2 separate regions of the Mus musculus genome follow, and region 1 is linked to region 2. Evidence: chromatin contacts called from ENCODE Hi-C data. All regions are on one chromosome and are shown on one strand. The core of a region is the stretch at or near the end of the contact, and the rest is flanking DNA. Distances in the headings are between cores, read along the strand shown.

Region 1 (3,366 bases), core at 39-2,538, 680 kb before region 2:
ACAACTGGCCAAGGTGCAGAGACTAAAAGACTACATATAACTCTTATTCCTAAAAGGGACATATGTAACACTCATATGTTACTCTCACAAGGCTCAGGGATCATTGTGAAAGGAAAAAAGGTAAGACCTGCAATGAAACCTCCTCTGGACACAGCATGCACCAACCCTGCGCAAGCCTAAGCCAGCATGGCAACTGCTGGCAATTCTGAGCGGCTGGGAGAGGGAGAGACAGTTTTCTCTAGGAGTGTAGCCTCCCTCCCACCCTTCAGTGGAAGACCACACATCCTAGACTATTTGGGTAGTACAAAGCAGTCTTGAAGGAGGGGTGGAGTATGGGATTGGTTGAGTCATCCATGGTGGATATGAACCAAACACATGATATGAAATTCTCAAAGAACTGATTTTTTTAATGTAAAAACAACTGCTTAATATTAAAAATCCACAAACTGTCCAAACAAGAGGCTCTCCTAAACTAGTCATCCTAGGATCTCTCACCTCTTACTCCTTCAATAGATGATTTTTGTTTTCTTGGGGCTTGTTGGATTTTTTTGGGGGGGTGGTGGTGGAGGGGGGATTGTTGTTTGTGTTTTGAGACAGTGTTTCTCCACATAACCCTGCTTGTTCTGGAACTTAATATGTAGACCAGGCTGGCCTTGAGCTCACAGAAATCCACCTTTCTCTGCCTCCCAAATACTGGGATTAAAGGTGTGCGCTGCCACTCCCGGATACAGTCTTTTAAGGAGTTGCCTCTTGATTTCCACAGGGTTTAGAATATCAAGCAATCAAGACTGTCTGATTTCTGCATGTGATGTCAACTTAGCAATGTTTCAATAGAACAAAGGGGATAACCAACTGGCCTCCTGTTCCCATTCTGAAGGAAAAGATGGAAGGACCCAGAACACCACACCAGGTGGCCAGCCTGGCTGTTGGACTATGACAAGGTGCGAGAGCCTGGGGTGAAGTGTTTCTGCGTGAGTGTGGTTCCCATTCTGGTATGTCCACCTGCACCGCTGGGCCTGATCCAACAAGTCCGGATCAAACAGGCTCCAGCTGGCCTAGTGCTTAGAGGCCAGAGTAGGGAAGACGCAGTACTGACCCTTCCTGCCCCGAGACCCGGCCCATGCCCTCCCTCTCCACCTCCCTCTATTCCCCACTCACTCCCTTGGTCCCCGGATCCTCACCAGCAGCGCCAGACACCATGCGCACATGGCGAGGGAACACAGAGGCAGTCTGCAGAGACAGCTCACCAGTCAGTCCTCACCTTGTTCTGCTGAGAGGCACTCCGCCTGCCGAGTCCCGCCTCTGGCATTACGTGGTTCCGGCCCGGTGAGCTTGAGCTTGAGTCCCAGGCGGCACCGCAGCGACCATATTTGTTGAGGGCAACCGGCTTCTGCTACCAAAGCGACGGAAACCTGAGCTCCCAGCCAGCAGGGGCGGGTCAAGGGTTGGGTCTCAATCTCACTGAGTCCTGAATGCTAAAACTTATTTGGGTCTCAGATTTGGATATTTTTAGCAAAATAAAAATCGAGAACCATGAGGTTCCAAACGCCACTCGGAAGCATTTTTAGTTGCATCATCCTGGCCTTTACATAGAAGGAACCTTTAAATGTGCTGTCCTTCCGAACAGGGCAGAGAACTGCATAGCTTCAGGGGCTGTGGATATTTAGTTCAAAGTTATCCGAGGTGAGGGGGAGTTTGAGAAAGCAAAACTAATTTTAAGTATTTTTTTAAGTATTATTTTAAGTATTAGATTTCAATTGTGTTTTCCTTGTCCCAAGTACTACTTTAAGGATAGAAGTAACTCAGATCAGACACACTACCAAAATCTTAAGACAGGAGCAATATCTCATTCGGTGCTTTAAATATACTAAAAAAAAAAAAAAAAAAAAAAAAAAAAAGCTCTGTAGCCAGCGCTATTCCAAATACATTACACACGAATTTATTTAGTTCTAAACTAAAGGGTAAATAGATGTATTTTGCCCCTGAGGCACAAACAACGCTGTAAATGCCTTCAGCAAAGCCTGCCAGGGTTTATCAAGCACAAATTCCAGAGGGCTTTGGAACTTCAGGTGTGTCTAAATGGGGGGGGGGGGGGGGGGCAAGAATTAAAACCATTCTTTAAAAAGACTCCATTAATAACATACCAGAGTTCTTTCTCCCATCCAGGGCAGCCAGCCCATTCCTCCCTCAGAAATAAGTTTATTGTGATGTAAGTAAACAGGTGTCAAGATAGAAAGAAGCCCAACAAAAAATAGGCACCATTAGAAAATGGGAAATTTTCCTGATTAAATGTTGCCCCTAGCCTCCTTGCTCCTCCAATGCTCCCACCCCCTACACCTTTTCCCTTCAAACAGTAAATACGTAAAAACTTCCAAAGAAATCTGACAATCACAATCTACAAGAAGACTCATTCACAAACTCAACACTCCCCAACCTTCTCCGGCTTGGATTTGGAGGACAGAGAAGGCACATACAACAGCACGTTTCCTTAAGAAGTACCTTGTAACTGGAACCTTCAGCTACCTGATTACTTTGGCCCTCAAATAAGCTTCTCTTCATTTAAGGGCTGAAGGCACAGATAGGAAACAGCTCTTCGAAGTAAAGGCATATTCTAAACATCAGTGGACTAGAAAGTACAGTAAGGAATTGAAACACAGCAAAGAGCAAGAATCAGATATTCAGTTAACAGAAATTTTAGGTCCATAATCAAGAAAAGTAAAAGGAAAAATGTAAATATACTAAAAAATTTACAAAAAAAATTTTAATAAGGACCTACTTGGGCATTCGGTCTAATAACCATTAAGAAACTTATCAAATGTCCTTCCTTTGGCAGCACATTTTAAACTAAAACCCAAGTGATCCAGAGAACATTAACATGGCCCCTACAAGAGGATGGCACACACATTTGGGAAGTAAAAACTCATCAAAAGGCAAATAATTGTGGAACAAAAGACAATCCCAAAGGCCACAGAGAGGGAAGTATTTTGTCACAGACACAAACTATAGCTAATAAAGGGGCCATTGCACTGGTTGCCAGGAACTTAAAATTCTAATCCTAGAGAAGTACCGACCCCTCCCACTGAGTATGTTTTTACTCTTCTTTACATCGAGGCAAAGGTTAGGGCTGGAGAGTTGAAAAGCTTGGAAACTGACTGGAAAGCAGGTGAGCTTAAGTACCAAGAGTCAGGAACTCCTGTGTATGACAATCAACTGAAAATGCAAAAAATGGTAAAAGAGCTCAGTGCTCCATTAAAAAGCAGAATCTTCCTCACTCTTCCCTTCTACTTCCCCTTCCCCAGTATATGTAAACGTCAAGAACAGTCACGTTGCTCAGCTAGTAACTTTGCAAAGCAAGATTTATGGTAA
Region 2 (3,587 bases), core at 832-3,331:
ATTGTACTAATGAAATGATTTATCAGGTCAAAGGGCTTGCTAAGTCTGATAATCAAACTCTGAACATCACAAAATCAGAACCCATGTGGTGGAAGGAGAGAACTGACTCACAAGTTGTCCTGCAACGTTTGCAAAAGCTCCATGCTGTACCAATTGTGCACTCAAGTGCACACGCATGCACATAAACACAGACACACAAATGTAAACAAGTACTATTGTGGCTTAAATGGGAATCCAGACAGAGTAGCAGAAAAGAAGCCAAAATAAATCTTAAAGTGTTATTTCAAGAGAAAGATATTTAGTAAAATCTCAGATTTTAGGCTTAATGTATGTGGTCAGAAAGTAAAAATGCCCAAATGTTTTAAATATTTCAACAGCAAAATAGGAAAAAGACCTGTGGGAACTTTTTGCAATCAAAATACTTCTGCTTTTGTTTTTGAAGTACCAGGGGAGGAGAGTGGGATAGGAATCTGTCTAATTAAAACATCCTACTGATTATCTGACAAAGCTTTGATATCAACACAAAAGTAATTTTTACAACTAGTATGACCCCATATAACCCTAAGTCTTCCTACAGTTTGCTTGCTTAATCCAGTCTATCCTAAATGGATAAGCACTAAGACATCAGGAAAAAAATCTGTTCCAAATCCAAAAGTTGTTTGCAGTCTTACTTAAACACAAGCTCAAAGGCAAGGTTTATTGTGTTGAACGCTAAAAGACTGTTAATGTTAAGGTCACATATATTCTACAGTGGGCTCTGCGTGTAGATTCCAGCAACTCACTCATCTTTGAGTGAGAGAGAGCACAACCCCAACAGATGTTAGGTGGCCAAGCATTTTGTATGTACGGCCCTTTTTTAACTAGTTTGTAAAAGTCTCACAAGCTAAATACGCATATAATGTACTTTCATTATACCACTTGGAAGTCATTCTTTTCAGTCACACAAATAGCCTTTCCAAAAAAATGGTGGTTGTCTAATAGGAAAAGAGATCACTACTAAAATAACCCCAGTGTAATCTGGTAACAGTCGGAGTTTTGAGGATTGCTAAATAAGGTATAAGACTTGGTTCTGTGATGGCTGTGAAGAACTGTTTTAAAACTTTCTGAAAAGAAAACAGCTGTTTGGATATGAAATGGTAAGATAAATCCTAACGTAGTTAAAAATTAAAGCATTACCCTATCTTTAAAATGGCTATAGAGTTCTCGACATATATAAGCATTCCGGGAAAAACTTGAAAATGACACACAGGAGACAAGAAAGTAGTGTTGAGGGTGGCAGGACAACACTGGATACGCACTGTGGGCAAACGCACCTTCAGATTGTAAGGCGAATGAGAACAAAGATTTCATTCCCACGATGGATGAAGTTTGGGAACAAATGTACGCGAAGTTAAAGAAGAATCCGGTATTCTTAGGCTCCTTAATTAGCAAGCTATCCAAGCAGAATACAGGGGCGACTCCACTCACAGCTGAACCCTAGTTCACGTCTAGGTCTTTTCCTGACTCACCTCATGATCAGAGACCACAAAGTACAGTCCGTCCCTCCTCGCTGCAAAGTGAGTCCTGACACGCAAAGCCAACACCGTCAGCACCGGCAAGCTCGCTCCCCCACCCCACCTCGGAGAGAAGCGCCCCAAGTTGTGACCAGGGCCCTCCCTCGACCACGACGCGGGCCGCTGAGCACACGCTGATAAGAAACGAACAGTTGGGTTCGCCCGACACTAAAGAAAGACTCGCTTGTTCCGTCCGTTCTGGGACGTCCGAGCCCTCCCTGTGCCCCTTCAGCCATCCCCCGCGGCCTCCCACGAGCGCAGCGACTCAGCCCCTCACCTCACCTGCCGCGCTGGGCCCGGTGTTGTGGGGGTCCGGCGGGGAACGGAGCCAGAGGTGCCAGAGGTGCAGCGCGGCCCCGAGCACGCAAGGGCACAGCAGCACCAGCCAGTTTCGCATTGGCCGCTCCCACCTCGCGCCCCCGCCGCGCTCTCCCGCGTCCCGGCCAATAGCGAGGGGACCTAAGAACACCGAGTGCCACCAGGAGTGTTCGCGCCCACGCCTGGCGTTGTCTCCGCCGCTCTCTCCTTAGATCCGCACCACGAGCGGCGGCCGCTTCCCGGCCAAGGCCACGCCCCCGCGTGCGTGGCCTTCCCACCCGTTCAGCCCTCCTCGCTCTCGCCCAGCCCTTCAGTCCGCGTCCCTGCACGCTCCTGTCTGCCGGAAGGGCGGGAGCGGTAGTCCCTCGCTGAGCCCAGGAGGGAGGCGTGCCTGAGATTGTAAGCCCGAGAAACTACGTTTCCCAGAGAGCTATGCGTGCTGCTACGCAACGCTGGAGGCGAAGTGCACACACGAAGCATGCGCGTCTCTCATCCGGCCGCGGTGCCTTAGCGGCACACTGAGCATGCGCATCCACCTTCTTGCTAGGGTTCCCCTGTAGTAAAGGCGGGTACCGCACACGGGGAACCTGCACGTTAACTGCTCAAGTTGCTGTACGACCCCCTCCGCTGTGGACATTGCTGCAGGGCGCATGACCTCGAGGAGCAGTTGCCCAGTCGGGGCAGGTTTGTATGGCACCTCAGCGCTCAACGAAATAATAGTGTGCTCCCCTGACCTATCCCATAAGAAGCGCAGCGGGGAGCCTGAGCGCCGAGTAGCAGGGAGTTTCCTGCTTCCCTCTAGTAAGCAACGGCGGGTGAGGAGGACGAGAAACACCGGGGCTTGCTATGGAAAGCGAGGACAGAGGAGAAGCCCGGATCTGGAGGCTGCCTGGGTGCGCACGCGCTCCTCACTAGGGTAACTGTCGGGAAGCACAGAAATGAGAGCTTCAGCTGCCAGATGACTTTGAAAAGTTCCCACCAAGTTGAGGTGACCAAATGTGTGAGGGCTGGGTTTGCAAAAGATCCATCTCCAACCAGCGTTAGGAAACGAGCGGACTTCACTGGAGCCACCTCTCAGGCTCAGCACCATATTGCCACTGAGTAGCGGTTTTGTATTAAAAAAGCAATTGTAGTAACACACACACACACAGACGCCCCCAGTGTCTCACGTAGTTAACAGGAAACTATTCTGCAGAGGATGGCCTTGAACTCTTGATCTTTCTGTCTTCATCTCCACAAGTGGTGCTTTGGGATGGAACCCAGGGCTTAATCCTTACTAGGCAAGCCCTCTACCAACTGAGCTATATCCTCAACCTGACACTGTTAAGATTGACTTTTTTAAAAAGATTTTATTTGATTTTTTTTTTCATTTGTGTGTGTACGCATGTGCAGGCTGGGGGGGGGGGCGTCTATCCCATCCCCTGGAGCTGGAGTTTCCCCGTGTTTGTGAGCCACCCTGTAGGTACTGGGAACTGAAATTGGGTGCTCAGGAAGAGCAGCCAGATCTCTTAACCATTGGGCCATCTCTTCAGCCCCTTAAGATAGCTTTTTCTTTGGCTATTTTTGCAATGTTTTTAATTTCAATTTTTTAATTTAGTTTAATCAGGTAAAAGCTGTGTTCTACTGTACTGTTTTATTATGTACTTAATAAAATAACTCACGTGGTCAAATTTGTTCCCATGAGAAGAAACTTGTTTGAGCGGTGATGAAGCTGAA

Evidence for each region. A loop is a pair of places that touch in the nucleus more often than their neighbours do.
Region 1: a loop to region 2 is called in a map of gastrocnemius, with 3 times the contacts of the local background. The contact joins the promoter of AW209491 here to the promoter of B3galnt2 in region 2. A Hi-C loop is called at or near these places in 3 of 37 maps with a recorded cell type or tissue (adrenal gland, gastrocnemius and regulatory T cell).

Annotation. Positions count from the first base shown.
Region 1 is chr13:14,628,180-14,631,545 of GRCm38, reverse strand. AW209491 (expressed sequence AW209491) reads right to left here and starts at 1,288. Exons shown (of 2, transcript NM_134067.4): 1 at 1,182-1,288.
Region 2 is chr13:13,953,168-13,956,754 of GRCm38, reverse strand. B3galnt2 (UDP-GalNAc:betaGlcNAc beta 1,3-galactosaminyltransferase, polypeptide 2) reads right to left here and starts at 2,081. Exons shown (of 12, transcript NM_178640.3): 1 at 1,836-2,081. The coding sequence starts at 1,950.